2 separate regions of the Homo sapiens genome follow, and region 1 is linked to region 2. Evidence: chromatin loops called from intact Hi-C (ENCODE). Cell type or tissue: IMR-90. All regions are shown on one strand. Links, peaks and the distances in the headings refer to the core of each region. The heading gives the core; the rest is flanking DNA.

What was found. Peaks named below come from ENCODE experiments on the same cell type or tissue, not always from the same donor. Only the 100,000 strongest peaks of a DNase experiment are listed, where the experiment ranks them.
Region 1: a loop joins it to region 2, with 2.0 times the contacts of the local background. A loop is called at or near these places in 5 of 110 quality-filtered maps.

Annotation. Positions count from the first base shown.
Region 1 is chr22:45,671,189-45,687,142 of GRCh38, reverse strand. It overlaps ATXN10 (ataxin 10), which reads right to left and starts at 15,309. Exons shown (of 12, transcript NM_013236.4): 1 at 14,964-15,309. The coding sequence starts at 15,079. RefSeq lists silencers at 14,677-15,006, 15,337-15,386, 15,447-15,636. In IMR-90, for the core only: no CTCF peak of the experiment used is centred there; DNase peaks (open chromatin) are centred at 5,622, 6,052 and 7,512; H3K4me3 peaks cover 368 bases; H3K27ac peaks cover 2,069 bases.
Region 2 is chr22:45,724,228-45,740,181 of GRCh38, reverse strand. ATXN10 (ataxin 10) reads right to left here. Exons shown (of 12, transcript NM_013236.4): 7 at 10,592-10,757; 8 at 1,343-1,451. Among named protein-coding and RNA genes, the nearest start is that of MIR4762, 28 kb to the left of the region's middle. In IMR-90, for the core only: a CTCF peak has its summit at 8,261 (motif pointing left); a DNase peak (open chromatin) is centred at 8,521; H3K27ac peaks cover 263 bases.

The sequences.
Region 1 (15,954 bases), core at 2,562-10,561, 51 kb after region 2:
AATGAAAAGCATTTAACTGAGCTAAGGCCAACCAAAACATTCCTGAAATCCAAATAACTATTAATAGCGACTAAAGAGTAATCATGACAGCATCTATTTGGCACACAATAATTCGCGTTTGCAGTATAAAGAAAAAATAATGTGGAGCTGTGATCACTGTCATATGCTCTCCCCAGGTTGTAAACCATGGATTCCTGAAAACCCCCGATTTCGCCAATCTTCTGTCTTTGCTCAAACATATCTCACCACCAGAAGAAAGTCCTCTCCAAATCTCCCAATCCTCTGCCTGGGAGAAACTTACATCTCCTTTTTTTTTTTTTTTTTGAGATGGAGTCTTGCTCTGTTGCCCAGGCTGGAGTGCAGTAGCGTGATCTCAGCTCACTGCAACCTCCACCTCCTGGGTTCAAGTGATTCTTCTGCCTCAGCCTCCTGAGTAGCTGGGACTACAGGTGCATGCCACCACGCCCGGCTAATTTTTTTGTATTTTAGTAGAGACAGGGTTTCACCATTTTGGTCAGGCTGGTCTCGGTCTCCTGACCTCGTGATCTGCCCGCCTCGGCCTCCCAGAGTGTTGGGATTACATGCGTGAGCCACTGCGCCTGGCCTGCATCTCCTTTCAAACCTTTGGGAAACTCAGACCTGGAGAAACTCCTCCACTTTTCCAGACAAACAGACTCCCTCTATGAAGCCCTGGAGATCTGTTCATAAGACTGGAATAACTTGTCCACATCAGATAAGATTTATATAACCTATCTCCCCGGCTAGACTGTTAAGTCCTTGAAAAATGGAGACTATCTTATTCTTTTCTGTATCTCTAGGGCCCAGAATTGGCACCCATTAATTGAATTTGTTCAAGTTTTAAACAGTGATGAGACTGTTTGCACACTCAAAAGTGGCCCCTGACTGCATCACAGCCTTGCTATGTAATCCAAGCACTTACAGAGCTTGTGCTCAGAGCCAGGAATCAAGCCTGACATAGGCAGTGAAATCAGTACCCTTTGAGTCAGCAACAGAAAGGGGAAAGTGAGGCATCAGCTCAACCCTCCCTTTCCCATTAAGAAATCCATATAATCTCTACTCAGAAACTTAAAAACGTGTCAGATTTTAAGATGTGAATATCATATAGATATTTTATGACTGCTGTTAAGCAAACATCGAATTTCTCCTTTCCCATTAAATGATACAGTGGATAAGCTTGAGGGTCTGGGAGGAGTTATAACCCAATTAACTGTATTTTAAATTTCTTAAGAGCAAAGAACATGTTTTAGATGTGTTTCCTTTTATAAATGGTGTCAGTAAAACTCTTCCTCTAGAGTCATATAATAAATATCTATAGCTTCTATTCACCATATTTTTATACAATATAATATGTCAACAACTTTCATCAGATGAGGACAAAGAAGCTTTTATTCAGTAACAGTAAATACTATGAAAGCATTTAACTCTTCTATACATCTTTACCTTCTCTACAGCCTTGAAAGAAAACTATTTGGCATTACAGATCCAGAATAGTCCTAGTATACTCTTGTCTGCAAAATCTACGTTCACTGTCAAGACAATGCAGCTAAATATGTGTAATGATTAACGACAATGAAATAGTAAAGATCAATCACTCCAATATTACAAAAGTTATTAATAATAACTGCTGTCATTTCTGCTTTAACCAAACTAACAAAAAATGTACAGCGACTTTAAAAAGCTTAGCTACTTCATTCACAGAAGGCGGAAAGTACTTACAAGGACAATTAAAATTCAACCGTTAGACATTCCTATTACAAAGGAATGCATACCCTGAAGACAATGTATAAATGAAATGTTACATTACAGAACCAAAAAAATCCTTTGAATTATACAAAAGGTAGAATTTCATTTCCCTCAAGTTTGAACAGATCTGTAGGGTTTAATCTTGGCAAGTTCTGTTTGAGTAAAATTAAAGAAAACTACCTGTGATTATATGTAACAGGTTAGATAGGTCTAATATACTGTATGCACACACATTTTACAGTTCAATCATCAGGTGGGACCTCCTACTGAAAAAAAAAAAAAAGCTACATGCTAGTCATTGTAATGCTACAACTAAGACCTTCATACTTGTTAAAAGATTTATTCTAATACCTTAGATTTACTTAAAAACTGGCATATGTGGTTTAGAGTAGTTTAACAACTGCCAGTGAGAAAAACTATTAAAATCCACACAAGTTCACAGATTAAAACAACAATCACTGGTTGTTATCTAAAACCATAATCTTGCTGATTTGACTGGGCAGGATTGAACAAAAACAGAAAATAAAAACATCTGTATCTCCTGCCACAAACAGCCTAGGGTAAAATTTTGAAATCTGCGCAGAACTCAAAACTTCTTTTCACACTCTTCTCTCCTCTTCTGTCACATCCAGGATTCCGAAGCCGTCCTGACAACCCAGACCAATCCATTTTGCAGGGTCACAAACTTTTTCTGTAAAGGGTCAGAGAGTGAATATTTCCAGCTCTGATGGCCAAACAGCCTCTGTCACACTCTCAACTCCCCCAGTGCACAAACGCAGCCACAGGAAACACCTAAACAAGTGAACATGGCTGGGCTCTAATGAAACTGTTTGTGGAAACTAAAATTTAAATTCATATAATTTTCATGTGTCATGAAACTTTATCATCTCCCCAACCATTTAGAAACGTAAAAAACCATTCTTAACTCATGGGTCATAAAAAAAACAGGTAGTAGGCCAGATCTGGCCATGGTCTGGCAACCCCTGCTTTAAAGGGCTCCAAACATACCAGTCCTCTCCCCACTCCCCAAAAACCACACACTTCCTCTTTCCCACTGTCCTCATCACATTGAAAATTCATCTTTCATCAGAACAAACGCACTGTGCTAAATGAAAGGAACTAAGGCGGCCAGGCGCAGTGGTTCATATGCCTATAATTCCAGTGCTTTGAGAGGCAGAAGCCAGGAGAGTTCAAGACCTGCCTAACATAGCAAGACCCTATCTCTACAAAAAAAAAAAAAACAAAAAAACTTGTTTTAATTAGCTGGGCTTGATGGTCTGTGCCTCGTAGTCCCAGCTACTTGGGAGCCTGATGCAGAAGGACTGCTTGAACCCAGGAGTTCAAGGCTATGGTGAGCTATGATCACAACACTGCACTCAGGCCTGGGTGACACAGCGAGACCTTGTCTCTAAGAAAACATGAAAAGAGAAGAAAATGAAAGAGAAGCTAAGAAAAGGTGAAATTAGCACAGAGGCAGAAAGTCAACCACTGGAAAAGACAGCCCAAGAGCAGAACTGTGTATACATGGTAACTTGGTAAATGGCATCTATCAATAGCATTAAAGACCTGGGGAAGATGGACTGTGCTCGAAGAGGTGCTGTAACAACTGTTAATCTAAAAAGAAAAAAACTGAATTGGATCCTTACTTACACTACCCAAAAAGTAACTCCAGGTGGATTTAGGAATTACATGGAAGACAAAATTGCAAGGCTTTGGAAGAAAATATAAGGAGAATGTCTTTACATGCTTAGAGAAAGATTTTGTACATAAGATATTATTTAAACCTTATTTTAAAAGTAGTATTTAAGCACAGATCCAAAGAAGGTGAGGGAGCCAACTATGCATCTTGCTGGGAGAAGAGCTTGGACTAGAGGCAAAGGCATACAGAGCACGTCACAGGGAAGTCAGGGCTGGCTTCAATGAACCCCAGTGAGAAAAGAGAAGTGCGACTCAGAGAGACAAGACAGAGCCACCCTGGACAGGCACAGTAGGCCACGGAAGGACGCTGGCTTTTATCCTGATGTGAAGCCATGGAAGGTTCTTTTTTTCGTTTTGTTTTTGAGACAGAGTTTTGCTCTGTTGCCCAGGCTGGAGTGCAGAGGCAGGATCTCAGCTCACTGCAACCCCCGCCTCCCAAGTTCAAGCAATTCTCATGCCTCAGCCTCCCAAGTAGGTAGAATTTCAGGCATGTGCCACCATGCCCAACAAATTTTTGTATTTTTAGTAGAGATGGGGTTTCACCATGTTGGCCAGGCTGGTCTCAAACTCCTGGCCTCAGGTGATCCACCTGCCTTGGCCTCCCAAAGTGCTGGGATGACAGGCGTGAGCCACCGTGCCCGGCCCATGGAAGGTTCTGAGCAGAGGGGTGACATCATCTGACTTACATGTTAAAAGGATCTCTTTGGCTGCTTTGTAAAGAATCAATCTTAAAGGGAGAAAGAGACGACAGCAGGAGACCAGTTAGGGGGCTGTTTTTGGAGCAGAGGGAAAGCAGCAGATACGGTAAACAGAAATCAAATTCTGGATATTTTAAAGATAGAGCCAATAGGACTTGATGATGGATTCTTATGAGGGTGTCTAAAAAAGGGGAGTGAAGGATGACATCAAAACTTTAGCCTGAGCCATAAATTGAAAGATGTATTTATTGTTTACAGAAACAAGAGTACTCTGAGGATATCTGGTGGATGAGAGGATCAGTAGAAATACAAGTAGAATGTGAAGTAGTCAGGTGAATAAACAAGTCTAGCATTCAGGAGAAAAATCTAGCTAAGCCAGGTGCAGTGGCTCATGCCTGTAATCCCAGCACTTTGGGAGGCCAAGGTGGGTGGATCACCTGAGGCCAGGAGTTCAAGACCAGACTGGGCAACATGGTAAGACCCTGTCTCTACAAAAAAAATTTAAAAAATAGCCGGGTGTGGTGGTGGATGCCTGTAGTCTCAGCTACAAGGGAGGCTGGGGTGGAAGAACTGCTTATGCCTGGGAGGTCAGGGCTGCAGATCGTGCCCCTGCACTCCAGCCTGGGTGACAGAGCGAGACCCTGTCTCAAAAAAAAAAACAAAGAAGTCCAGCTAAAGAAAAATGTTAGTCACCAGCAAACGGAAGTTATTAAAGCCACAAGATTGAGTGAGAATACTCTGAAAGTAAATATAGGCAGAAAAGAGAAGAGGTCTGAGGACTGAGTTCTGAGATCCGGGAAGGATTATCACTCAGGGAAATGGAGGGAGAGATTTTTCTTAGTATGGAAAAATTACAGCAGATCTATAAACTGATGAGTGCAATCCAATAGAAAGGGTAAAACTGATGATTTTTAAGGGGGGAGAGAAGAAGACTGCTGGAGCAATGTGTGCAAAAGGCAATGGAATTTAGTGCAAACTTAAGGGGAGCTCATATTCAGAGCAAGATCGCTAATCCACAGACCAGAAGCAAAGGCAGGCTACGGGCACAGATACAAGTAGGTGGGCAGAGAGGGTGATGAGAGTTCCTGGAAATTATCTTCTAGTTGCTCCTATTTTCAGAGAGCTGAGAGTGAGGATGAGGGAGATGGGATGGAGGTTTGAAGAGGGTGGAGCATGAAATACCTGACTCGGGGAGCAGGAGAGTCAAGGGACCAGGGCAAACAGCGGGACTGACAGGTAGCATTAAGGGCCACGTTAGTTAGTGATCAGCAAGTTAAAGTGAGAGCAGTCTGCACGGCTGTATGTTTTTCTCTAGCCTTGTTCAGCTATTTGGGTACTGTCGCAAAGGTAACAAGTTGGATTTGACCAGAGCTGGAGTTTTACCAGGCAAACATAACAAAGTTTAGAGAGGAGGCAGTGGAGTTGAGGATGTACATTAAAAAATGCTCTTATTACTCATCCATGGATCTAAGCCAGATCAAGATGGGAATGTGAACATTAAGAAGGGGAATGAAAAACAAAAGGGGTAGTAAATAGGAAATAGGGTCAAAAGACTGTAGGTCCTGGTGAGGTTAAAGACTTGATGAAGCAAGGGCCCTAAAGAGAAGATAAAACAGGGATTGGGACTCGAGATTGTGGGGGAAGGCAGCTACAGTTATGGATAAAGTCTAAGTAAGGTATGGCAATGTGTGTCTGAGATGGGATGGAGGTCAAGCTCACTAAGGGAGAGAAAGTCAAAGAAATTCGAGGTCAGGATAATGAAAGGAAAATCTATATAAACAATGAAATAACGAAGATTTAAGACAGGAGAAGAAATAGAGTGAAAAGTGAGCCAGGGCTAAACTCTTCAAGGAATGAGGCAGACTGACCCAAAGGTCTCTTTTAACCACAAAAGTGATTAAACAAGGGATACTCTGATGTCATGAGATTAAAAGTTGGAGTGGTCTATGGAGGAAAAAGGTCTGAAAGCAGCAATGACAATCAAGGAGAACTACCACACCTTTGAGCCAAGCATTGTACTGAGTGCAGGAGAGAAAACAGCCTCCCACTTTCAAGAACCCTGGGAAAGGCATGTCCTCAGAGCCATATTTCATTTAGATCAAGAAGATGAATGGATGTTTACAGAAGTTCAGGATACAGGGAATTTTGCTGAGGGCATAGAGAAGGATCTTAAGAACTGGGGAGTCAGAAGAGGATTCATGTAAAAAAACCTTAAAGGGTTCCAGGAACAGTGGCTCACACCTGTAATCGCAATACTATGGGAGGCTGAGGCAGGAGGATCACTTGAGCCCAGGAGTTCAAGACCAGCCTGGGAAACATAGTGAGAGCTAATCTCTACCAAAAAAAAAAAAAATTTTTAATTAGCGGGGCATGGTGGCGCTGTGATGGCACCACTGCACTCCAGCCTAGGTGACACAGTGAGACCCTATCTCAAAAAAACAAAAAAGCCTTAAAGGGATGACAGTTCAGAGAGTAAGAGAAAACCTAGGAGTTTCTCATATAACTTAGAAAATCTGTGTGAATTTCTAGCAAAAACCCTGCTGCAATTTTATTATGAATGGCATTGAATCCACAGGTCAATTTGGGAGGTATTGATGTCTTTGTTATTGAGGTTTCCTATAATACAATGGTGTATCTTACCACTTAAGTCTTTTTAAATGTCTTTTGATAGTTTTATAATATTCTCATTGATGATGATGATGACAATGACACCAACAACGAAAACGCTAACACTTAAACTGTGTCTATTAGGTGCCAGACACTGTTCTAAGCAGTACACAAACTCCTCAATAGCTATAATGAAAGAGCATCCCCCACTTATGGATCATCTCGTTAACTCTAATAACTTCTCTAAGCTTGTGGCCATCACAGGGCCCAGCTCACCCTACTGGTAGTCCCACAGTTCCTTTGCTTTTGAGTGTCATTGCCCACAGTCCAGTGACCAAGCCCTTGGGTCCAGTGACCACTACAAAAGACTGGAAGAATGAAAGAGCTGAGAAACTCTGCTCTGAGGGTACTGGTGGTCACAATCCTAACCTTATTTATTTCGATTGGTTTTATTTATTTCGGCTGGCTCAAACTCTTTCCTGTCTACTTCATGCATTTAAGATAATTGAATGTATGAGGTGGCTCACACTGACCACTTCTGTATTTTGAAGCTGAGTCAGAACACCTTACCAAACAATTCCATGTAGCATTCCAGCTCATGGCATAGGTAAAAATAAAGGAAATTGCCAGCACACTCTAAAATATGCTTTTTATAGTGTAACTTAATTGATGTTCTCTCTCAACAAAGTTGAGCTGAATCATGGTTGAGTCAAAACGCCATATGGCGTCCTCAGCCAAGCTGACGACTCGTGTGGGTTTTTGTTTTTTGGGTTTTTGTGTGTTTTGGTGTAGTTAAAGACACTTGCTGCCCAGAGGCTCAGTAATGTCCGGGGAAAATCCATGTGCGTGTGTATACACAGATGGATAGGTTTATTTTTTACCTCTGTGGTATGTTGACCTCTAAAGTGCTTAATCTATTCACTTTCTTTATGAAGGTTAGTCAACATATTTATACAACCAAGTAACAATACCAAGTCATTTTTTACCCCTTGAAATCAGTCATCTGTCATATTTAACGTTTCCTGTCCCCTCCTAATTAAAGTCTTTCTTGTATGCTCTCATTTTCTCTCTCATGGCTCAAGAAAATCAGGTGTTCAAGAAAATAATAAAAATACTATTGGATGCTCATTATGTGGTAGGCCTGAAAGTTGGTACTGAAAACAGAGGTAAATAAGAGTCCTGGCCTCGGGCTGCTCTCACTCTAGTGAGACTGGTAGGTAATTAAGTGATTATGTGAAGTTCTTTGAAAGAGGTAAGCACAGAGTGCCAAGGGAATACAGGGCAAAAGCACCTGAAGGTCAGAAACGGCTTTCAAAAGGAAGTGAAATGGTAACTCAACCTTGAGGGAAAATGAAGAGTGTGTATAAGCAAAGGAATGAAGGCTTAAGACATTTATATTTACAAATTTACAAATTTATTTTGTAAATATAAATTACAAATATACATTTTTAGCAAATTACAAATGTATTAAATTTAATAATTTAATAGCATGTGAGCTACTCCTATGTCAGTAGTTCAAAGTAAGCTACACATAGTTAATTTTATCCTATCAATCACAGCTGCAGCACTAAGCACAGATCTTACATGTATCATGTGTGGTGTGAGTCAATGAATGAATTACATGGTAAACTAATCAATAGCATTTTAGCAATTTGAGTAATTACTGATTGGCTCACTGGAGCTACTGGCTCTTCATTGCTCTATTCAGTTCAGTTCAACATTTACAGAGTACCCAAAATGGGCCAGGCACCCTGCTAAGAAACACCATAAAGTCCCTCCCTTCAAGAAAGGCACTACTGAGTAGGGAAAAAGATACATAAAAGGCTATTTTATTATGAAACAAAAATAGCAGTGAGGGAGGAGTTCACATTTTAAACACATCCCCTCTACTCCAAACAATGTGACTTTTTAAAAATCATAAATATATAGCTTCACATGCCCACCAAAATTCAGTGTCACTCATTTTCATTATAGCCATTCTAATAGGGATGCAGAGGCACCTTACTATGGATTTGTTTATAACAGCACTATTGAGATAGGGTTCACGTGGCACACTAAAGTCACCCACTTAAAGCGTACAATTAAATGGATTTTGGTACATTGTATTATTAATTTTTTTAACTGTGGTAAAATACATATATATAACATAAAATTTGCCATGTTGTTCATTTTAAGTCTACAGTTCAATGGCTTTAATTATATTCACAATGTTGTACAACTATCACCTCTACTTCCAAAATTTTTTTTAACACCCAAATAGAAACTCTGTAAACATGAAGCAGTAACTCCCAATTTCCCCTCTCTCCAAATCCTAGTAACCTCTAATCTACTTTCTGTCTCTACAAGTTTGTCTGTTCTAGGTACTTCATAAAAGCAGAATCATACAGAATTTGTCCTTTTTCATTTTCTTCGGGCACATACCTAAGAGTAAAACTGCTTGGTCATATTCCATGTTTAGCTTTTTGAGGACCCACCAAATTATTTTCCATAGTAGCAGCACCACTTTACATGTCCACTAGCAACACACAAGGGTTCCCATTTCCCCACATCCTCAACGATACTTGTTCTTTTCCATTTTTTGGATAATAGCCATCCTAAACGGCATGCAGTAGTCTCTCACTGAAGTTTTAACTGCATTTCCCTAATAACTAGTGATTTGGAGCACTTTATCATACGCTTATTGGCCTTTATTTTTCTTTGTAAAGCACAGATTTTGCCCAATTTTTAAATTGAGTTGTAGGAGTCTTTTTTATTGAGTTGTAGGTAGGAGTACTTCATATATTCTGAAACAACTTCTTTATCATATATATTTTAAATACTTCTCTAAGTCCAGGACTTGCCTTTTCTTTTTTTTTTTTTTAAGACCTTTTGGCCTGAATTTTTTTTTAATTTTTAAATTAAACACCAACGAAAACCTCATTTTGTCTAAGCAGATTGAAGAGAAAAAATGAGCTATACTGATAGAAGCTGAAAAAAAAAATTACTGTCTACACGACTAAGAAAAAGACCAAGCAAGTGCAATGAGTAATAAGTTATAGAAATAGCAGCAACTCCACAAGAAACTGATAAGCATCTGCCACTATCAACTCTATGCTAGATGCCAGGCATACAGTGAATGTGATGTGCCCACTTCATTCAAGAAGCTCATCAGGTGGAAGACCAATGAGGTATCAGTTTAAGTATGAGATGAATTTATAGAAAGCAGCATCCAAATGTTCCATTATTTCAAGAATACTCAAGAGTCAAAATACAATCTCCCCTATAGAAAACTTACTACAGAAGAGCACTATTTCCAGAACTTTCTGTGATGATGGAAATATTCTATATCTGTGCTGTCACATCACATGTGGCCAATGAGCACTTAAAATATGGCTAATGCCAGCCTGGGCAACATGGCGAGACCCCATCTCTACAAAAAATAAACAAAAAAATTATCTGGGCATGGTGGTGTACACCTGTAGTCCCAGCTACTGGGGAAGGAGGCAGGAGGATTGCTTGAGCCCAGGAAGTCGAGGATGCAGTGAACTATGATCGTGCCACTGCACTCCAGCTTGGGCAACAGAGTGAGACCCTGTCTCTAAAAAAATAGTAATAAAGGGCAGGGCACGGTGGCTCATGCCTGTAATCCCAGCACTTTGGGAGGCCAAGGCAGGCGGATCACCTGAGGTCGGGAGTTCAAGACCAACCTGACCAACGTGGAGAAACCCCGTCTCTATTAAAAATACAAAATTAGCCAGGTGTGGTGGCGTATGCCTGTAATTCCAACTACTCGGGAAGCTGAGGCAGGTGAATCGCTTGAACCCGGGAGGCGAAGGTTGCAGTGAGCCAAGATCACACCACTGCACTCCAACCTGGGCAACAAGAGTGAAACTGTCTCAAAAAAAAAAAAACAAATTAAAAAATATGGCTAATGCAACTAAGGAAATGAAACATTAATTTTACTTATTTTCAATTAATTAAGTAGCTACATGTAGCTAGTGGCTACTTAATGAACAGCACAGATGGAGTATGACAACCCATCTCACCTGGCTCTACACTTTGTGGGGTCTGGAGATGCCTCATGGATGCATCATAAAGGCAACTAGCCAGGTACGGTGGCTCATGCCTGTAATCCCAACACTTTGGGAGGCCGAGGCAGGAGGATCACTTGAGGCCAGGAGTTCGAGACCAGCCTGGGCAACATAGTGAGACCCCCTTCTCTAGAAAAAATGCACTCCAACCTGGATGACAAAGTGAGGCCCTGTCTCGGAAAAAAAAAAGAAAAATAATTAAAGGAGCAACTAAAATAGAATTTTAAATGTTTGTCTTACTTGTTCAGAAAGAATTTAACATGACTTGCAAAGACTCACAGCAAGATAAATCACTTGTTAAACAAATGTGAAATACGGTGATATCTACATTAAACAAAAAGTATAAAACAAATGTGAGAAAAAAGAATTATCTTACACAGAGAAGAAACAGCTGAGGAATATCTCAATACTGATATTATATGACCATAAGCAATATGTTTAAATTATTTTAGTGACCAAGACACTGTTTAAGAAGTGGGTTACAGAATGCATTTAATACACAGCATGGAGAATTAAGACTGGTGTATTAATGATGTATTGCTACATAGCAAATTAGCCCAAAATTTAGCATTTTAAAACAATAACATTTATGATCTCACACAGATCTGAGAGGCTTAGGGTGTCTCATGAGGTTGCACACGTGGCTGAGGATGTGACTGGAGCTCAGAGGACCTGCTTCCAAGGTAGTTCATCACATGGCTGTTCAAAGGAGGCCTCAGCTCCTCACCACACAGCTCTCTGCATATGGATGCTTGAGTGTCCTCATGACATGGCAGCTGGCTTTGTCAGAGTGGGTGATTCAAGAAAGAGCTAGCAAAGAGGAAACTACGATGCTTTTTATGACCTAGTCTGAGAAGTCGCACACTGTCACTTCTACCATATTCTACTCTTCAGGAGCAAGTCACTAAGTTCAGCCCACACTCAAGGAGAAAAGAATTAACCTCCTCCTCTTGAGAAGGTCAGAGTATCAAAGAATTTGTGGACATATTTAAAATTCCCACAATGGGATGTAAGAATTTCTTTTCACTTGGGGGCTGCTAAAATTGTAATGAGATCCTGAGATCCCCTTCTCCGGAAACCCCAAAATTAGAACTGTCTTCCTGAAATAGCTGCAATTTTTGTTTCTGATAAGACAGGAGATTCAACACAAATGGATTCTTGGTCACTTACAACCTTGTTATATTTTAATAACAGGTCCTAAATAAATGGCATTTACTATGCATAAACCACTATGCTACACATATAATATTACAGATCCTCAAAATAATCTGTCAAAGTGGCTACCATCATCCCGTTTTCAAGGAAAGAAACAAGAAGCCTCACAAACTAAACCAGGATTCACATCCAGGTCTCCATGGTTCCAAAGCCACTGCTCTTCCCACTGCATGACACTTCTATTACTCAAGCTACCACTGACAGAAGTTTGTTTTGTAGCATGGAAGAGCTCAGAAGGACCACCAACTACATTATGTCTATGATTCTTCAAATATAAAATGGAATCCTAGAGAAATAATGTATTCCACCAAAAGAGAAGAATCTCTTAATTACTTTCCTCACTGTTTTTGCTTTTTGTCTGCTGTTTTCTATTTGCTACACTGAGGACTCATTTTGCCTGGCTTTTTGTCTCGTCCACCTTCTAACACCTTGGCCCATCCTCCCCCTGGATCCATCTGTGTTCCTGTTCATACTAGACAACAGCCCTATGTCCTCTCTGAAGAGGAGACCCCCAAGGACAAACACTGGCTCCCTGAGCATCAGAACTGGAGGGATCCTCTCAGAGGAGCAGGAGTCTGGGCCCAGCCCCACAAGACCCTTATAATTTGTCCAAAGACAAAGAGAAGCAGTGACAGAACCAGGACCAGAAGCCTGTCCTTATAAACCCTGATCATGAGTTCTCTGCACCACCACACAACTGTGTCTTTCCATGCCAGGACCTGCACATCAGTTCACCTTTCCTGGTCTCCAATCTCTGCCTGGAACAAGGACACTGTCCCAGAACTCAGATGAAATCTGGGAAGCATCCTCATTTCCTCATTCTCCCCCCCACAATCCAACTGGTCCGAGTCCTGTCCATTCAACCTTGTATCTCTCAGTATTTATTCTACTCATCCCCACAATGTCCTAATTTAGGCACTTTTCTCTTTCACATGGGCTTCCGCTACCACTCCTTAAAGGTCCCCCCTGTCTCTAGCTTCGTCCTCTCATTTATTCCCCACAATGGAGGCGGAGGCGGCCAGGAAGATCTAACAGGCAGATCTTATCGCGCCACTCCCTTGACAAAAACCATCAATGGTTCTCTGTAACTTCTTCCCTCACAAGAGATAGAGTCAAGAAGGGCCTTCTAAACTGGCTCAGGGGCTTGGATTTTCTCCAAGTTATAAAAAGGGAACTGATGTCTGACTAAATGTCTCTTCTGTACGAGAAACCTTATCTATGTTACTTAATTGTCTCATCGGTTTTGCAAAATTAACATATGGCCCCTTTGCAGACACTGTTCCCTCTAGTCCTCTCATCTATAACCGAGCACCTGAAATAACCTTAAAAAGCCTCTCCTGGCTCGCCAATCTTCCAACATATCCACATGCTCCCCTGTGCCACCACCTCTTGTATAGATTTCCATTACAATGTGTTTATTTAGCTATTTCCCAAATATGCCTGATAAAAGGGATCACTCACATCATTCCTCTCTGTACCCTCAGACCCCAACAAAAAAATCTGTTTCATAGTAGGTGCTCAATAAATGGTTGATGACTGGGTTATTAACTAAAAGGAGGGTCCATCATGATACAGAAATGCCTAAGCATTAAATCAATAAATACATCTCCCCCAAAGGCCCATAGAGCAGTACCAGGGACTTTTATTAATAGCATTCCTTCAGCAGCTCCACATTTCCCAAAGTGATGTGAGGTAAAGGAAGTGCTCAGACCAGGTGTCTAGTTTAAAGAGAGGAAGTCCTCTAGTGATCACCTAGGCTGACCCAAGTCTCAGTATTTCTTTCTTCAATGTTCCCTCTGCTTTGTACATACATACCCCCACAGCTGTGTTATCTTGTACATACTAGTACAGGAGAGAGCAAGGACTTTCCATTTTCCTACCCCATCACCTAGCACAATAGCTGATACATGGGTAACTACCAATCAATGTGTTAAGTGATAATATCAGCTACATTTAGTGCTATGTACAGGTATGTCCTAAGGATTTAATATGCATTATATCTCATTTACTCCTTATGACACTATCACCAGGGAGGTACTGTTCAACTTTACTCCCATTAAATAGACAAGAAAACTGAGGCCCAGAGGACAGAACAAGATCAAACAAGCATTGACTGAGGGCTTCGCACATTTTATATTTTCACGTACTTTATTTCATTTATTCCTCTGTACAATCCAGCAACTAAGCTGTGTATTATAGTCCCATTTTTAGACAAGAATTCTAAGGCCTGGAGAAACTGCACAGTAACACGCAGCTTGCAAGGCCAGGAACCAAATCCACAACTGTCGACTCCTGGGCACCTTCTCTTTTTGCCTGGCTATCTTGCCCCTCAGTGGCATCAGGACTGGACTGGTCTCTCCAGGCCCGTGCTCTTCCACACTGCACAGAGCGCTGCCCCCAGGGCAGATGGTGCAGCCTGGGCTCTAACGCCGAGGAGAAAGGAGTGCCAGTCCCACTCCATGCCTAGAGACTGCCATCCCCGCAACTGCCCAATTCCCGCGTCCGTAACACGGGTCTCTCCCGCTAAAACACACGCTTTATGACTCTGGGGGCCGCGTGGGTCTTGCAGCCAGGGCCTGGCGCAGCCCTCGCACATGACAGGGGAGGCCTAACCGTGTGTTGGGTCAACATCACCGGCACGCCGCGGCAAGGGCTCCCGGGATCGCGGCTTCGCACCCGGACTGGCTGCGGTGGGGGAGCGGGGCGCCCGCCCCAGGCCCCGCGGGGACCCACGAGCACGAGGCGGTGCCTGGGAGTCGGGAGGCCTGGGTGGCGCTCAGGCAGCCCGCGCAGGCCTCGCCCTCCGCGTCTCCAGCGAGGCGGGGGCGGCGCCTGGGTCCAGGCCGGGGCCGCCGCGGGAGTCCCGGCCGCCCTCCCCTGCCCGGGGCAGCCCCCCGGCCGGACCCGTTACCGGTTCCGCTGCTCTTTGAAGAGCGCCGTGAGCGCGCGCAGGGCCTCCAGGTCTTGGATGGGCGCCGGCACCATGACGCCCGACAGCCTGGCAGGCGGCGGCCTGGGCGCCGCCATCTTGCCGCTCACAGCTGGGTCGAGCCTGACGAGGAGGAGGAAGGCGAGGAGGACGAAGGGGGAGGATGACGAGGAGGGAGGAGTAGGATGGCGAGGAGGAAGGGGGAGGCCTCGCCCTACACAGCCCTAACCGCCGCCGCCGCTGCAGCCCGCGCTGCCCTGAAGCTGCGCCGCCGCCGGAGAGCTCTAGGCTGAGCCCAGACTCGCCTCAGGCGGGAGGAGGAGACGGCGCCGCGGGGGAGGGGGCGCCGGCGGAAGTCCCGCCTGAGGGGAGGGGGCGCGGCGGAAGTTCTGGGTGAGAGCGGGGAGGGATGCTGGGGGTGATTGACTGGGAAGCGTCGCAGACGGGGCTCCTCCGAGGGGAGGGGACGCCGGGGGGAGGGGGACCTGTGTTGATGTGGCCGTAACAGGGTCTCGGTCTTGGGAGCGGGTATCGGGAACCAGAGGTTCACCCTGAGAAAGAGGGGCGCGTCCTATAGGAGGGTGCCCGCGGACAGAGGGGTCTCCCCCAGGGGAGGGGATCCGGGGGGTAAGGGGCCTGTGGAGGGTGGGGCCGTAACAAGGTCTCGGTCTTGGGAGCGGGTATCGGGGACAGAGGTTCACCTTGAGGAAGAGGGGCCCTCCTGTGGGAGGGGGCCCGCAGACAGAGTGGTCTCCCCCAGGGGAGGACATTCTGGGTGGAGGGGACCCTCTTGGGAGGAGACGCTGACTGAGGGTCTCGGGAACGAAGGGGGCCGGGCAGAGGCTCCCACTGCTAAGGCTGAAGACCTTGATCCCACTGCTCAAGTGGGTTGATCAGTGCCCCCGCCCGGGTCCACTGGAAGCTGGAGCGGTCTGTCACTAGCTTGCAAGTCTCAGGCCCTGAAAACGCACTT
Region 2 (15,954 bases), core at 4,779-12,778:
GCCTTTGCTTTAAATTTTTTGACTCTAGTTTTGGGGAGATAAGCCATAATGACTACCCCAACTCAGAGTTTCTATTTATCTACAAAAAAAGTTAGCTAAAAGTTTGCTAGCATCCTTCTTACAAAAAGGTTTCCAATCTCAACTTCTTTATGAAAGAACTTTTCTAATAACTTCAGTCAATGAAGTCTAAAACACAATATCTATCCATAATGATGCATATGACAGAAACCAAGAAGAGTGCTTATTTTTCCCTCATCCAACTGGCCAAATCATCAGAAGCCAGCATATGTTCTCTATACTTCACTCCAGCTACATTCAGGAGAAAGAACTTACCACTGCTCTACTCTATGAGCACCTCCAGGCAGCCAATGAAAACAGACAATCTTCCAGGAACTGCATTTCAGTGTTTCCACATTATCTCATTTAACCCTCTCAACAAACCTATACAGGAAGGTATCACTTTCCCAATTTTATAATGAAGAAAACAACAGGCTCAGAAAAGTTGGCACCTGGCAGAGCTGGGATGGCAACCCACATCGACCCTGGCTCCAAACTCAGGCTCCTTCCATAATCACTCAAGTGTGCTAGGTTTGTGGTGTTTTATTTAAATTATCACTAAAAGCAATGTACTCAAAATACAACACTGATGAGGAATTCTAAGGATCTTCCTCTACAGCTGACTGCTAGCTCATCTATACTGCTAGACACAAAGTCATCTTTCTCAGGACACTGGTCTCCAGAGTAAGTATCATCTTTTTAAAGGAAAAAATTGCAAATAATGAACAGCAAACCTAAGCATGGCTAGCCACAAGGAACAGGTTCTACTTGAATTATTTTGCAAACAGCTTTTTAGCAAGGTTGGTAATACTTTTAACAATGGTTTCTTGTTTAAAACCTTTTTCTCATAAGATTTGTATATATAATATGTATAAAACACCATTCTATGTGTTCACTAAATGTAAATGGGAAAAATTTACTGCCACATTTTACAAAGCTATAGTAATATAAAACCACAATCATCATCGCAAACCTGCCTGCCCCACCTTCTTCATCACATCCTATATTGATGAAACATCTACTATATGCATAACAGGCATTGTTATCCTCACATTACTGAGAAGGAATCTTCAGTTAACAGAAGGGAAGTGGCTGAACAAACACATGGGCTCAGGTTTATCTGGCCTGCCTGAACTGTTACAACACTGTGATTCCTCTCAAAAAAATATATTCACAAAATTCCCAAAGTACACTGAAAATTAAGGATTTGTATTTGGATTTATATTACAGTATGACAAGCCAAAGATTTCTTAGCTAAAAATACAATGTGTGATATTTCACTCACCAATCACTCTTTCCAGCAAGCCAGGGAAAACCTGCAGATAGCCGAGCAGCTCAGTATTCACAGTCATTTCGCACAGGACGTCGAGAAGCCTAATTGTAGCCAGTGCCTCCTAGAAAGAAAAGAAAACATAACTTTTTAGCATATTTTAAGAGAAATTATTTAACTGTTATAAATAACTGTAAGAGAATAAAATATTTCAATAAATTTAAAGAGTCTGTGCTTGTAATAAGTCAAAGAGAAAAACAAAACTATGAAGAACAAAACAGAAGTATGAAATATGTACACGACTCATCATTTTCACTAACAGCAGACATCTGCCATCAAGAATGCAAGATTATGTGTCATTATGTGTCTTCTTGGAGCAAAGAGTCAGAAAAGTTCTTATTCAAGCAAAAAGACATTCCAACAGTGGAATAAATGTTCAAAATTACTAGCTATGTACATGACATTTATGCAAATACTTTCTTTTTAAAGCATTCCCAGCATGCAAATTCCACTTTAAAGATACAAATATCCCATAAAATACATTAATTTCTTGTCCACAGAAATCCTGTAAAATGCTGTGGTTGAAAAAACTCTGGCTTTAAGAACTTGCATAATTTCTGGGTAAATATGAACTTCTATGCAATATCTTGGTAGATTAGAAAGACAGTACTGTTTGAAAATGCTACTTCACATAGCTACTAAATAATTTATCAAATACACTGCATGACCAAGAAACTACCCAGTACCAACTGCATAGCATTAAGTAGTCTATACAAAAATTTTAAATGTAACTTTTGTATAGATTTTGAACCCCATTTTTAAAGTACCCATCATTTGACAAAATGTGGCAGAGATTATAAAGTTAGTCCATAAAGATAACATTCTTCACATTGGGAGGCCGAGGCCAGAAGATCACTTGAGGTCAAGAGCTCAAGATCAGCCTGGTCAATATGGTGAAATCCCGTCTCTAGTAAAAAAAAATATAAAAATTAGCCACGCTTGGTGGTGGGTGCCTGTAATCCCAGCTACTAGGGAGGCTGAGGCAGTAGAATCGTTTCAACCTAGGAGGCAGAGGTTGCAGTGAGCCAAGATCACGCCACTGGACTGTAGCCTGGGCAACAGAGCAAGACTCTGCCTCAAACAAAAAAAAAAAAAAAAAAAAAAGAGATAACATTCTTCAAAAGAAAGACAAATTACTTCCTTGTTAGTTCTAAATGTGTATTTACTGTTTTCTAATTAAGAGATTTAAAGGTAATACATTAATATAGTATTCTGAAATCTCAAAATAAATAGCAAAAAACAACTCATATTTTTAATGTCTTGGATCTTTAATTTTATATCATAGCCTTCTTTTGCTAAAGAGTTAAGTGGGAAAATCTAGATTAGAAGTCTAGATTAGTAGTACCATGTTAAAACGAGTCTTGACCAACTCCATCAATTTCACAAAGCTTCATCAACCTCTTTTGTTAAAGGTGTAGCTGCCCAGATTGTTATCGTGAGATACCACTGCTCCTTCAAGAACAGACCTGGGACAGCCCATGCAAAAGGTAACCCTGGACATCTTGTCATAGCAGACAACAAAGACGCTATTACAGGCTACTAGGGTCATGTCAGAAATTCGGAATCAGAAACAACTTGATGAGGCTCCCACCGGCCAGCAGTGGCACATTAAACATCAGAAAGAATTACAACGGTAACGGACTGAAAACAAATCAAGCGGTTTTACAGCTATGGCTTCATAATGAAAATAAAACAAAACAAACCAACTCACTGGTCATCTTTGAATGATGCCACAAAACCAACTCATTATTCTGAAGATTGGTAATCAAGAGGGAAAACAATCGAGCACTTATCCTGCCTTTCTTCATCCAGTGTACCTCACAGAACCTAAGAATTGGTTAGGGAAAGTTTCTCTTTAAAAAATATTCCTGCTAATAAACAAAAAATGAACAATAATGTTAAAATGCCACCATTTTGCAACCCCTAAAGAATTCATGGATCTAGGTGATCATTAATGACTGCTAATATCACAGAGACAACCAAGCCTCATGTGCTTCTTGACGAAAGTAGTATCATCAACAGCGAAACACTACTGCAAAAAATAAACAAAAAAAACTAACCCAAATCTGAATATGCCTCTGGAACGAATTTTCATTCACAGGAAATGCAAGGTAAAGAAGAATATGTTAAGTGCCACCCTGAAGACATACTCATCAAAATCTAAAATCTAGAAAAGTCTACAGGAAAAACAACCCAGTTTCTCCAACAAATAAGTAGCAAAGAGGAAAAAAAGAAGAGGAAAGGGGAACCTATACACTGGAGTAAAGTTATGTCAATCACTTGCCCTTATCTGTAAGGTGTTACAGATAAGGTGGCCCTTATCTGTAAGGTGTTTCAACAAAATAAACTTGAAAAAGATTATTAGACAATGGGGGAAATCTGAATACTATTTATTTGATAATAAATGTTATTATTAGTTATTTTAGATGTTTTCTTCATATTATACTTGTGTCTGAAAACTCCTTATCTTTTAGAGTAACTGATGAAATATGTTGGAGCTTTGATTCAGTCCACGGCAACTGGCATAAGAATGAGTGGAACTGTGGAGGAAAGAAGAATGGTGATGAAGGGGAAGCTGCTGAAGCCAGGGGATGGCATATGGAGTATAAGTACACTTTCTTCTTAGTCTATGTTTGAAATTTTCCACGTTAAAATGACAGAAATAAAATTAGAGGTTGGAAGAGATGAACTGGAAGTCTCCTTCCAGCTCTTAAATTCTATGATATTAACTAAAATAAACCTAAAAGAAAATTAATCTATCCCCACCTAACACATTCACAATTTTACTCATTAAAATCATTTTATTAAGAAAGTGTTTCTAATGAGCATCTGGAAATTAGTAACGAAAGAACAGCCAGGAAAAATTACTGTCTTAAAAAATAAGATTAATGAGTAAAATGCCCTTCCAGATATTTAAAAGTCTTATGAAACTAATATTAATTAAATCAGGCACTAGGGCAAAAAAAAAAAAAAAAAAAAAAAGACAAGCAAATGAAGGGAACATCGTGAAAGATTTTGAAGTGAGCAAAAAAAAAAAGATTAGTCTCCTGTCTAGCTCACCTGTCTCAGTTAACACTGTCATTTCGTATCTTTGAGCAATTTTACAGCTTTGTAAGTTACAGAAAACTTATATTAATACAGAATTATTCCTGTCCATTAAAATGCAAATTAGTTATATCTGCCTGGACTGCAACTACTTTGTTGATAGATCAGTTTCTGCATTTTTTTGTGTGTTCATTTCAGTGTTCCTTTATGGCATATAAACACATACCTCTCTGAATTCTCCCTTCTCCAGTTGTTAACATCTTACTGGTTCCCTCCAATTTGTTTGGAGGGAACCAGTAATTGATCCAAATAAATAAAAGAATTTAGGATATGATATAGGTAGGTGGGAGGATCCTCAAGCCCAGGAGTTGGAGAATATAGCAAGCTACGACTGCACCACTACGCTCCAGCCTGGGGAACAGGGCGAGACCCTGTCTCAATTAAAAAAAAAAAATTAGTGGAAAGGATAAGATTATTCACTAAATGGTACTGAAATAATAACAGATAACATTTAGGGAACATTAACTATGTACCAATCTGTATATTAAATGTTTATATTAAAATACAACCTGGCCGGGCACGGTGGCCCATGCCTATAATCCTAGCACTTTGGGAGCCCGAGGCGGGTGGATCACCCAAAGTCGGGAGTTCAAGACCAGCCTGGCCAACAAGGCGAAACCCCATCTCTACTAAAAATACAAAAATTAGCCGGACATGGTGGTGGGTGCCTGCAGCTACACAGGAGGCTGAGGCAGGAGAATCGCTTGAACCTGGGAGACGGAGGTTGCAGTGAGCCAAGACCACACCTCTGCATTCCAGCCTGGGCAACAGAGCAAGACTCTATCTCAAAATAATAATAATAATAATAATAATAATAATATAACCCATTTCAAGAAAAAGAAGGGCAGAGAGAGGCTAAGTAACTTTTCCAAGATCATATGCCTGTAACAGAAGAAATCAAGATTCAAACCCAGTCAGTCTCACACCAAAAGATTTTATAATCTTGGATAGTCAAAAGACATAAATAATTCATTTGGATCCATAACTCACTCCTTACTCAAAAATAAATTCTAGATAAATAAAAAATGAGAACTAAGTACTGAAAGAACTAGACTATGTAGGTTTGTATTTCCACAATCTAAGTGGAGAATTTACTTAAAAAACAAACAAACAAACAAAAATCTTCTTGGCTGTCAGTTGTCAAAAAAAAAAAAAAAAATCCAGAGGCCAGAAGGATAAAATTGATAACCTCAACTAGATTAAACACAAACAAAAAACGACTACAAGGCTAACAGAACATCAGAAATAAATTCAAACAAAAATTACGTAAACAATAGTTTACTGTATGTATGACAGAAAGACTAATTTCCAGAAAATGCTTTTTAATAAATGCATTTTAAAGAGTAACCTAATATGCAAAAACAAACATAATGGTCACTGAAAAACATTAACGAGAAATAGTAATTAAATCAGATCTGCAAAAGGCAACTCGTGCAATCTTGTGTTGCACTGATGTGCAACTTAGAAATCTCTCTAAAGTTTTTAAATACACATAATTCTTCAACCCAGCAATTCAACTCCAGGAATTTATAACCTGGATTTGATTTACTTAACCGAAATTTGTACAAGGATGTTCACTATAACATTATTTGTAAAGGTTAAAAGAAAAAAAAAGCAACCTGAAAGCAGCTGGAAAGTCTATAGGGAACAAATGAAAAAATTATGATGAGTCTATATAGTTAAATATTATTCAACTATTAAAAACATACAATGAATATACACATGCTAAAGTGCAAAGATGTACAAGTTACATCATAAGTAAAAACAGCAAGTTGAAGAATAGTGCAAAAAATGAAAACAAAAAACATATAGGTGTGTATATACAAAAAAAGACCTTTGAAAAGAAAACAAAAAAAAAAGGATATGCAGATCTATAGAAAACAAATGGAGGCTGGGCAAAAAGGGGAAAACTTTGTAACTTTTTTTTTTTTTTAAGATGGGAGTCTTGCTCTGTCGCCCAGGCTGAAGTGCAATGGCACAATCTCAGTTCACAGCAACCTCCGCCTCCCGGGTTCACGTGATTCTCTGCCTCCGCCTCCCGAGTAGCTGGGACAGCCTCCCGAGTAGCTGGGATTACAGGCATCCGCCACCACACCCGGCTAATTTTTGTATTTTTAGTAGAGACGGGGGTCTCACCATGTTAGTCAGGCTGGTCTCAAACTCCTGACCTCAGGCAATCTGCCCACCTCGACCTCCTAAAGTGCTGGGATTACAGGTATGAGCCACCACGCCTGGCTGAAACTTTGTAACTTTATGTTTCACTGACTTCAGCTTAAATAATTTTTAACAACAAAGCAAGCATTATTTGCGTAATACAAAAATTTAAGCCCTTAATATGTGGAAAAAATACACTATTTATTGTAGAATATGTATTAAATATGTATTATGTAATTAAATATGTAATACCTACTGCATAACAGGTACTACAGTATGGCCTAACCTGGGGTTGCAAAGATTAAAACAGAATGCAAATCCCACAACCTGGCAACAATTATTGTAATATATGGATATCAGAAAATACAAAGCTAAAAGGAATGTTTTTTGAGCTTTCAGAGAAAAGGCAAGGCTTGCTACAAGTGAACAAGATTCTGAACTGACAAAAATATATCAAAAACTGGAAACAAGTATACAAAATATATCAAAAGACAGGAATAAGTACATTAACATGAGAACCCAAAACTATTTTTATAAAGAAACGTATGAAGAAAACCTTGGGATTTTAAAGCCAAACAATTACATAAATTAAAAAACACATGCTATAAATACAACTGTTTCCATTCTCACTTTTCAGTCATAGCATTGAGAACTTTACTGAATATCTATCTTGTCCTAAAAAGATCACCAATGAGTAAATGCAGTGGTTTGGCAGAAGAATGGCTGGGGTGGAAGAGGCAGGTGGAAAACCCTGATTTGTAGCATTTGCTGGTTTCCATGGCACAACTACTTCCACCATGGATGATTTCAAGGTACCAACAATTTAACAATCAGCTCACAAATTTCTAAGCACTTAATAATCAACTCTTAGAAGTCACCACAGGCCAGCTCCAGTATAGCACTTGGTCTTTGGCATATTTAAATACTGGCAAAGTGGTCCTCTTTTAAAAAAAAAAAAAAAGTATGACATATGTGCATTAATACGCACAAGTCATAAATGTATAGCTCAATAAACTTCCAAAAGTAAATTAATTTGGCTTTGCAAAAGAAAACTGCCTACAATTTTTTCTTTTTTTTTGGAGACAGGATCTCACTCTTCCCCAGGCTGGAATGCAGTAGCGCAATCACAGCTCACTGCAGCCTCAATCTTCTGGGCTTAGGCAAGCCTCCCACCTCAGCCTCACCGGTGGCTAGGAACACAGGCACACACCACCACACCCAGCTAATTCTTTGTGTTTTTTTTTTGTACAGATGGAGTCTCCTTATGTTGCCCAGGCTGGTCTCCAACTCCTGGGCTTAAGCAATCCTCCCACGCCTTGGCGTCCCAAAGTATTGGGATTACGGGCATGAGCCACTGTTCCCAGTCTACAACTTTCCATTCCATTAATATATAAAAATACTTCCCATCTTAGAGAAAAAAGTCCAAAGGAAAAATAGAAGTTTTCCTAAATATGAAAAGTTACACCAGGAATTTCTCACTACAATACTGAAATCACCTATATTTTAAACAGAAGTGCCCTGAAAAGTTTAAAGCTGTGATCTGTCTTTTCTCTGTCTCTTAGAGAATTTTTAAAACTTTTCTTAAGCATGACTCACTGCTCCTCCTGCTGGAAACAAAGGCAAATCTATCTCCAGAAAGTAAACGCAAGCCCCTGAATAAAGACCTTTCTTTCCTATCACAGAAAATGAGAACTAAAGTTAACGAAATGATTAGTAAGATCTAACATGGTCTATATGACAAAGCACAGAAAATCAATATCAAAATGGTCCTGAACGAAAGTATATTCACAAAAAAGGAAATACACTCTCGTGGGCGAGCAGTCATAGCCATGAGCTGCATTTACAACAGGAGTTAACAGTTTCACAGTATCGGATCACATTCTCTACATTCCCGCCTGTGGACAGTGGATGAGTATCCACTCTGGATTCCAATCCCTCTCCTCCAGTGTTGCCCATTTGCCAACAGTGATTCCAGCATCAATTACTCCCTCTCTACCTGACCATTCATATCAGCATACAAAGGAACTCTCTATCATCTTTTATTGTTTAAATCAGCTTTATTGAGGTATAATATACATGCAATGAAATACACCCATCTTAAGCATACAGTACAAAGTTGTGTCAAGGTATACAGCTAAGTGCCACATTCTACTATCCAGAAAGTTCCCTCGTGTTCCCCTGCAATCAATTCCACTCATTCATTTCCAGACCCAGGTGACATCTGATCTATTTTCTGTCATGACCGATATATCTGGCCTGCTACAGAATCCCACGGAAATGGAATCAGCCAGCATGTTTTCTAGTCTGTCTGGCTTCTCTCCCTCAGCACTTCTGAGATTCTTCCCTGTTGTATCACAAGTGCATCCCTTTTTACAGCTGAGTGGTCCAGAGAAAGAACAATTCTAACTTTATGACAGAAGAAAGGGAGAATAGATAAAAACAGGAAGTTCTGAAGTAAAGACAAGGGATAGAGAATTAACATAAGCTCCCTTCCACGCCCTGATAAAACAAGACCTGAATGATCTAAGGTAGGCTTAAGGAGAATAAAAAATAGTTTAAATAATTAACCAGGACAGTATACCACTAGGAATCTCCTATAAAGAAGAGAAGAAGCAAACTGTCTAGAAAGCAGTTTGGAAGTATGTATCAAGAGCTTTAAACATGTGATATCCTTATACATAGCAATTTCACTTCTAAGATTATGTCCTAGGATAACAGCTGTGGAAATGTGCAAAGATGTAACTATAAAGGCATGTACTACAGTATTATCTAAAATAAGTAGAAATAAGAACAACCTACTGCCAGATGTGGTGGCTTATGCCAGTAATCCCAGCACCTTGGCAGGCCGAGGCAGGCAGATCACATGAAGTCAGGAGTTCAAGACCAGCCTGGCCAATATGCCGAAACCCCGTCTCTACCAAAAATACAAAAATTATCTGGGCATGGTGGTGGTGTGCACCTATAATCCCAGTTATTTGGGTAGCCAAGACAGGAGAATTGACTGAACCCAGGAGGCAGAGGTTGCAGTGAGTCAAGATTGTGCCACTGTGCTCCAGCTTGGGCGACAGAGCAAGGCTTTGTCTCAAAACAAACAAACAAACAACCTAAATGTCCAACTACAGGGATTTGGACAAATAAATAGGAAATTCTTTACTTGAAATGTTATGTTGGCTTTTTTTTTTTTTTTTTTTGAGACAAGGGTCTCACTGCATCACCCGAGCTGGAGGGCAGTGGGGCAATCATGGCTCACCGCAGCCTCAACCTCCTGGGCTCAAGTGACCCTCCCACCTCAGCCTCCCAAGTAGCTGGGTCTATAGGCATGTGCCACCATGTCCAGTTAATTTTTGTATTTTTTACAGAGATGGGGTTTCACCATGTTGCCCAGGGTGATCTGGAATTCCTGGGCTCAAGCGATCCTCCCGCCTTGGCCTCCCAAAGAAGTGGGGTTACAGGTGTGAGGCACCGTGCCCAGCCTATGTTGGCATTTATTTAAAAAGACATTTACAATGTATTATTTATTTATTCATTCAGCAAATACTTGTTCAGTGCCTACCATATACATAGTACTATGGACACAACAGTCAAAATTTCTGCCCTCCTAGAGCTTACATTCCGAAGAAAAAATGGGAACCTGCAAACAGAAGGCACAGAAAGGCTCCACTTTTAATAGATACATATGTGCACATGTCTACGTCTGTGTGCATGTATCTGATGTCATCTGTCTAGAAAATTAACCAGAATTTGCCTAAGTCATTGACTCTGGATGGTAGGAATAAGGACACTGTTTTCCCTTATCTAAATTTTCCAACTATTCTCATATATGGATACATTACTTACATAATATTTTTTAAAGCTTTTAAAAAAGAATTCTCATACAGGACTTGGCTGAGTTAGAAAATCTGTCCATTCTCTTTTACCCGAGATTGGGAAATCTGCCTCCCTTACCTCATCATCAGGAGGCTCCTCAGAGGCCAGCTTGAGCACAGTCTTGCACTGATCCACAAAGGTGCTTGCAATCAACTCAGCATGCCGCAAAAACACAGGGATGTCATCCTTGGTGAGTGGCTCATCACTCGTTATCTTGGCTATCATAAGGTCTAACAGTGTAACTCTGTAAAACATAAAGGATTTCTGCATGAATCTATAATACTTAAATTATACAATGCTAAAAATACCTAGGAAAGCAACTTTAAGGGAATATTATTATTTTAAATTCCTTACCTTGCTTCTAATGTCTAGCTAGGAAAAACATGAATAAAGTTAATCTTCATCAATCACCTATTTTTTAAATTCTTCATTTCTTTGATGTGTCTTGGCCACAGAAACTAGAATTGCTTAATGCACCTTTTATGTCCATTACTTTCAACATTAAAATAATTGGACATTTTAGACATGCTCAGTTTTTTGTATGAACACATCGACGACACTAGCAACAGCAAAGTGAAACGGGCTAACATTCATTCACCATTTTCTACGGAGCTAAGCATGTTACACACATTGTATCACTTAATCCTCACAAAAACTCCATGAGGCAGGTACTGCCATTAGTTTCACATTAAAGGTGGGTAAATAAGGCTTGGTGAGGTTAATTAACTTGTCCAGTGTCACAAAACCACTGAGAGTCTAAGCTAGGATTCAATCTGTGCCCTGAGCCAGGTGCTTTAACCACTCATTTGGTAGTCTTTACTGTGAAACTTTACTATTTATTTTAGTTTACACAAACACAAATCTGAAGACCAAGACTGTGCCATTTTTACATCAATATATAAGTTACCAAATAAATATTTCTTTTCAACCATCTCTTTCCTTCTCCTAGGAAAAATGAATCACACATAGGTCAATCTGTCTAGCATAAATCAATTAGCACATTTGCTCAAAATTACATTTTGATTTGGGATTATACGTATAATTCTAATTTCTATAGAAGACAGGGTACGAACATCTAAACTGCTTATTAGCAAATAAGGGTAAATACACTCAAATTAGGCATGGAACATTTCTTACCAAGAAAAAAATTTAAATTATTTACTGCTTCAAGTAAGAAATAAAACTATAGCAAACGCTTCCTGTACTGTGGCCAAATGATGGGAAATATCATCAGTCTGGAAAAATCACCTACAGACCTTAGCAATTCTCAAAACTCCTAAAACGTCAGATTTCTTGTGACAATAATTAATCCAAAATAAAACTAATACACGGTCCACTCAGTTGAGCACAGTATTAGAGAATTTCTGTTTTCCCTTATTTATATATAATCTTTAAAAATAAATTGAGGCTAAAAGTTCTAAAGCTTGAAATAAAAGGTCGACAGGCACCAGCATGGAACCTCTTGAAAGCACAAAATGCACAGCACCTATAAAACAGTAACACAATGGAGAACACAAAATATCCAGGTAACAATCAACATGATGGCTGGGATAGTACCTCACATCTCAGTATTAACATTGAATATAAATCATCTAAATGCTCCACTTAAAAGATACAGATTGGCAGAATGGATTAAAAAAAAAAATCACAAACCAAATACCTGCTGTCTTCAAGAGACTCACCTAAAACATAAGGAATCTTACAGAATCAAAGTAAAGGGGGTGGAAAAAGATATTTCATGCAAATGGAAACCGAAAGCAAGCAGAACAGCTCTTATGTCAGATAAAATAGACTTTAAAGCAACAACAGTAAAAAAAAGACAAAGAAGGTCATTATATGATGATAAAAGGATCGATCCAACAGGAAGATATTATAATCCTAAATATATATGCACCTAACTCTGAAGCTCCCAGATTCACAAAACAGTTACTAGACCTAAGAAAAGACAGACCACATGGCAGGCCACAAAGCAAGTCTCAATTTATTTTTTTAAAAATCAAAATATATTGGCTGGGTGTGGTGGCTCACACCTGAAATCCCAGTACTTTGGGAGGCCGAGGATGGGGGATCACCTGAGATCGGGCATTCGAGACCAGCCTGGCCAACATGGTGAAACCCCATCTCTACTAAAAATACAAAAACAACTAGCCAGCCGTGGTGGCAGGGGCCTGTAATCCAGCTACTCAGGAGGCTGAGGCGGAAGAATCACTTGAACCCAGGAGGCAGAGGTTACAGTAAGCCAAGATCGTGCCACTGCACCCCAGCCTGGGCAACAGAGCGAGACTCAGTCTCAGATAGATAGATAGATAGATAGATAGATAGATAGATAGATAGATATAGATAGATAGACAGACAGACAGAACTATATCAAGTATCTTCTCAGACCACAATAGAATAAAACTAGAAATCAATTCCAAAAGGAACCCTCAAAACTACATAAATACACGGAAATTAAACAAGCTGCTCCTGCATGATTTGGGGGTTAACAATGAAATCAAGACGGACATTTAAAAGTTATTCAAAATAAATGATAACAGAGATATAATTTATCAAAACTTCTGGGATACAGCAAAAGCAGTGCTAAAAGGAAAGTTTACAGTGCTAAATGCCTACATCGAAAAGTCTGAAAGACCACAAGTTGACAATCTAACATCATACCTCAAAGAACTAGAGAAACAGAACCAACTAGGCCAGGTGTGGTGGCTTACAACTGTAATCCCAACACTTTGGGAGGCAAAGGCAGGAGGATTGCTTAGCCCAAAAGTTTGAGACCAGCCCGGGCGACACGGTGAAATACTGTCTCTACAAAATATTAAAAAATTAGTCAGGCATGGTGGTGCATGCCTGTAGTCCCAGCTACTTGGGAGGCTGAGATGGGAGGATCACTTCAGCCCAGGAAGGTCAAGGCTGCAGTGATCGTGCCACTGCACACCAGCCTAGGTGACACAGCACGACCCTGTCTCAAGAAGAACAAGCCAAACCCAAAGCTAGCAAAAGAAAAGAAATAACAAAGATCAGAGCAGAACTAAATGAAATCGAAACAAAAGATCAAAATATAAAAGTTGGTTCTTTGAAAAAATAAATAAAATCGATAGACCATTAGCTAGATTAACCAAGAAGAGAGAAAATTCAAATTAGCTCAAATAGAAACGGAAATGGAGACATTATGGCTGGCACCACAGAAATACAAAAGACCATTTAAGGACACTATGAATACCTTTGTGCAAACAAACAAGAAAATTTAGAGGAAATGAACAAATCTCTGGAAACGTACAACCCTCCTAGCTTGAATCAGAAAGAAATAGGAGGTCTGAACAGACCAGTAACAACCAGTGAGATTGAATCAATAACAAAAATTGCCAAAAAAACAAAAAACCCAGGGCCAGACGGATACATGGCCAAATTCCACCAGACATTCAAAGAATTGGCACCAATCATACTGAAACTATTCCAAAAGGTTGAGAAAGAGAGAATCCTACCTAACTCTAACCTAATTCACTCTATGAAGCCAGTATCACTCTGATACCAAAAGCAGTAAAGGACATAACAAAAAAAGAAAACCACAGACCAATATCCCTGATGAACATCAGATGCAAAAATCCTCAACAAAATACTAGAAAACTGAATCCATCGGCACAGCAAAAAGATAATTCACCATAATCAAGTGGGTTTCATCTTAGGATGTAGGGATGGTTCAACATACCCAAGTAAATGTGACTCATCACATAAACAGAATTAAAAACAAAAAAAATATGATCATCCCAATAGACGCAGAAAAAACGTTCAACAAAATCCAGCATCCCTTTATGATAAAAATCTGGGCATAGAAGGAACATATCTCAAAATAGTAAAAGCCACACATGACAAACCCATAGCCAACCTCATACTTAATGGGGAAAAAGATGAAAGCATTGCCCCTAAGAACTGGAACAAGACAAGGATGTCCACTTTCACCACTTCTATTCAGTATAACACTGGAAGGTCTAGCCAGAACAATCAGGGAAGAGAAATAAACAAAGGGCATCCAAATTGGAAAAAAGGAAGGCAAACTATCTCTGTTTGCCAATGATACGATCATATACCTAGAAAACCCTAAAGACTTTACCGAAAGACTCCTAGATTTGATCAATGAATTCAGTAAAGTCTCAGGTAACAAAATCAATGTACACAAATCAGTAGCACTGGTATACATCAACAATAACTAAGCTGAGAAACAAATCAAGAACACAGTCCCTTTTAAAATAGCTGCAAAAAAAAAAAAAAAAAATCAAATGCCTGGAAATATATTTAACCAAGAAGGTGAAAGATCTCTACAAGGAAAACTATAAAACATGGCTGAAAGAAATCACAGATGACACAAACTAATGGAAATACATCCCATGCTCATGGATTAGAAGAATCAATACTATTAAAATGATCATATGCCCAAAGCAATATATAGATTCAATGCAATTCCTATCAAAATACCAACATCATTTTTCATACAATTAGAAAAAATAATCCTAAAATTCATATGGAACCAAAAAAGAGCCCAAATATCCAAAGCAATCTTAAGCAAAAAGAACAATTCTAAGGCATCACATTACTCCAACTTCAAATTATACTACAAGTCTATAGTAACCAAAACAGGATTGTACTGATATAAAGCTAGATATACAGACCAATACAACAGAATAAAAACACCAGAAATAAGGCCAAATACTTACAATCAACTAACCTTCCATAAAAGCATACAAAAACATAAACTGGGGAAAGAACCTCCTATTCAATAAATGGTTCTGGGAAAACTGGATAGCCACAGGTAGAAAAATGAAACTAGATCTCTCACCATACACAAAAATCAACTTGAGATGGATCAAAGATTTAAATCTAGACCAGAAACCATAAAAATTCTAGGAGAAAACCTAGGAAAAACTTTATGACATTGTCAAAGGCAAAGCATTTATGACTAAGATCCCAAAAGCAAATGGAACAAAAACTAAATAAATGGGACCTAGTTAAACTAAAATGCATCTGCACAGCGGAAGAAATAATCATCAGAGTAAACAGACAACCAACAGAATGGGAGAAAACATTTGCAACTATGCATCTGACAAAGAACTAATATCCAGAATCTACAAGGAACTCAAACAAATCAGTGAGAAAAAAACAAATAATTCCATCAAAAAGTGGGCAAATGACATGAATAGACATTTCCCAAAAGAAGATCTACAAATGGCCAACAAACATGAAAAAATGCTCACCATCACTAGTCATCAGGGAAATGCAAATTAAAACCACAATGAGATGCCACCTTAACCTGTCAGAGTGGCCATTATTAAAAAGTCAAAAAAAACAACAGATGTTGCCATGGATGTAGTGAAAAAGGAACGCATATACAATGCTGGGGGGAAAGTAAAATAGTAAAACCTTCATGGAAAATAGTATGGGGACTTCTCAAA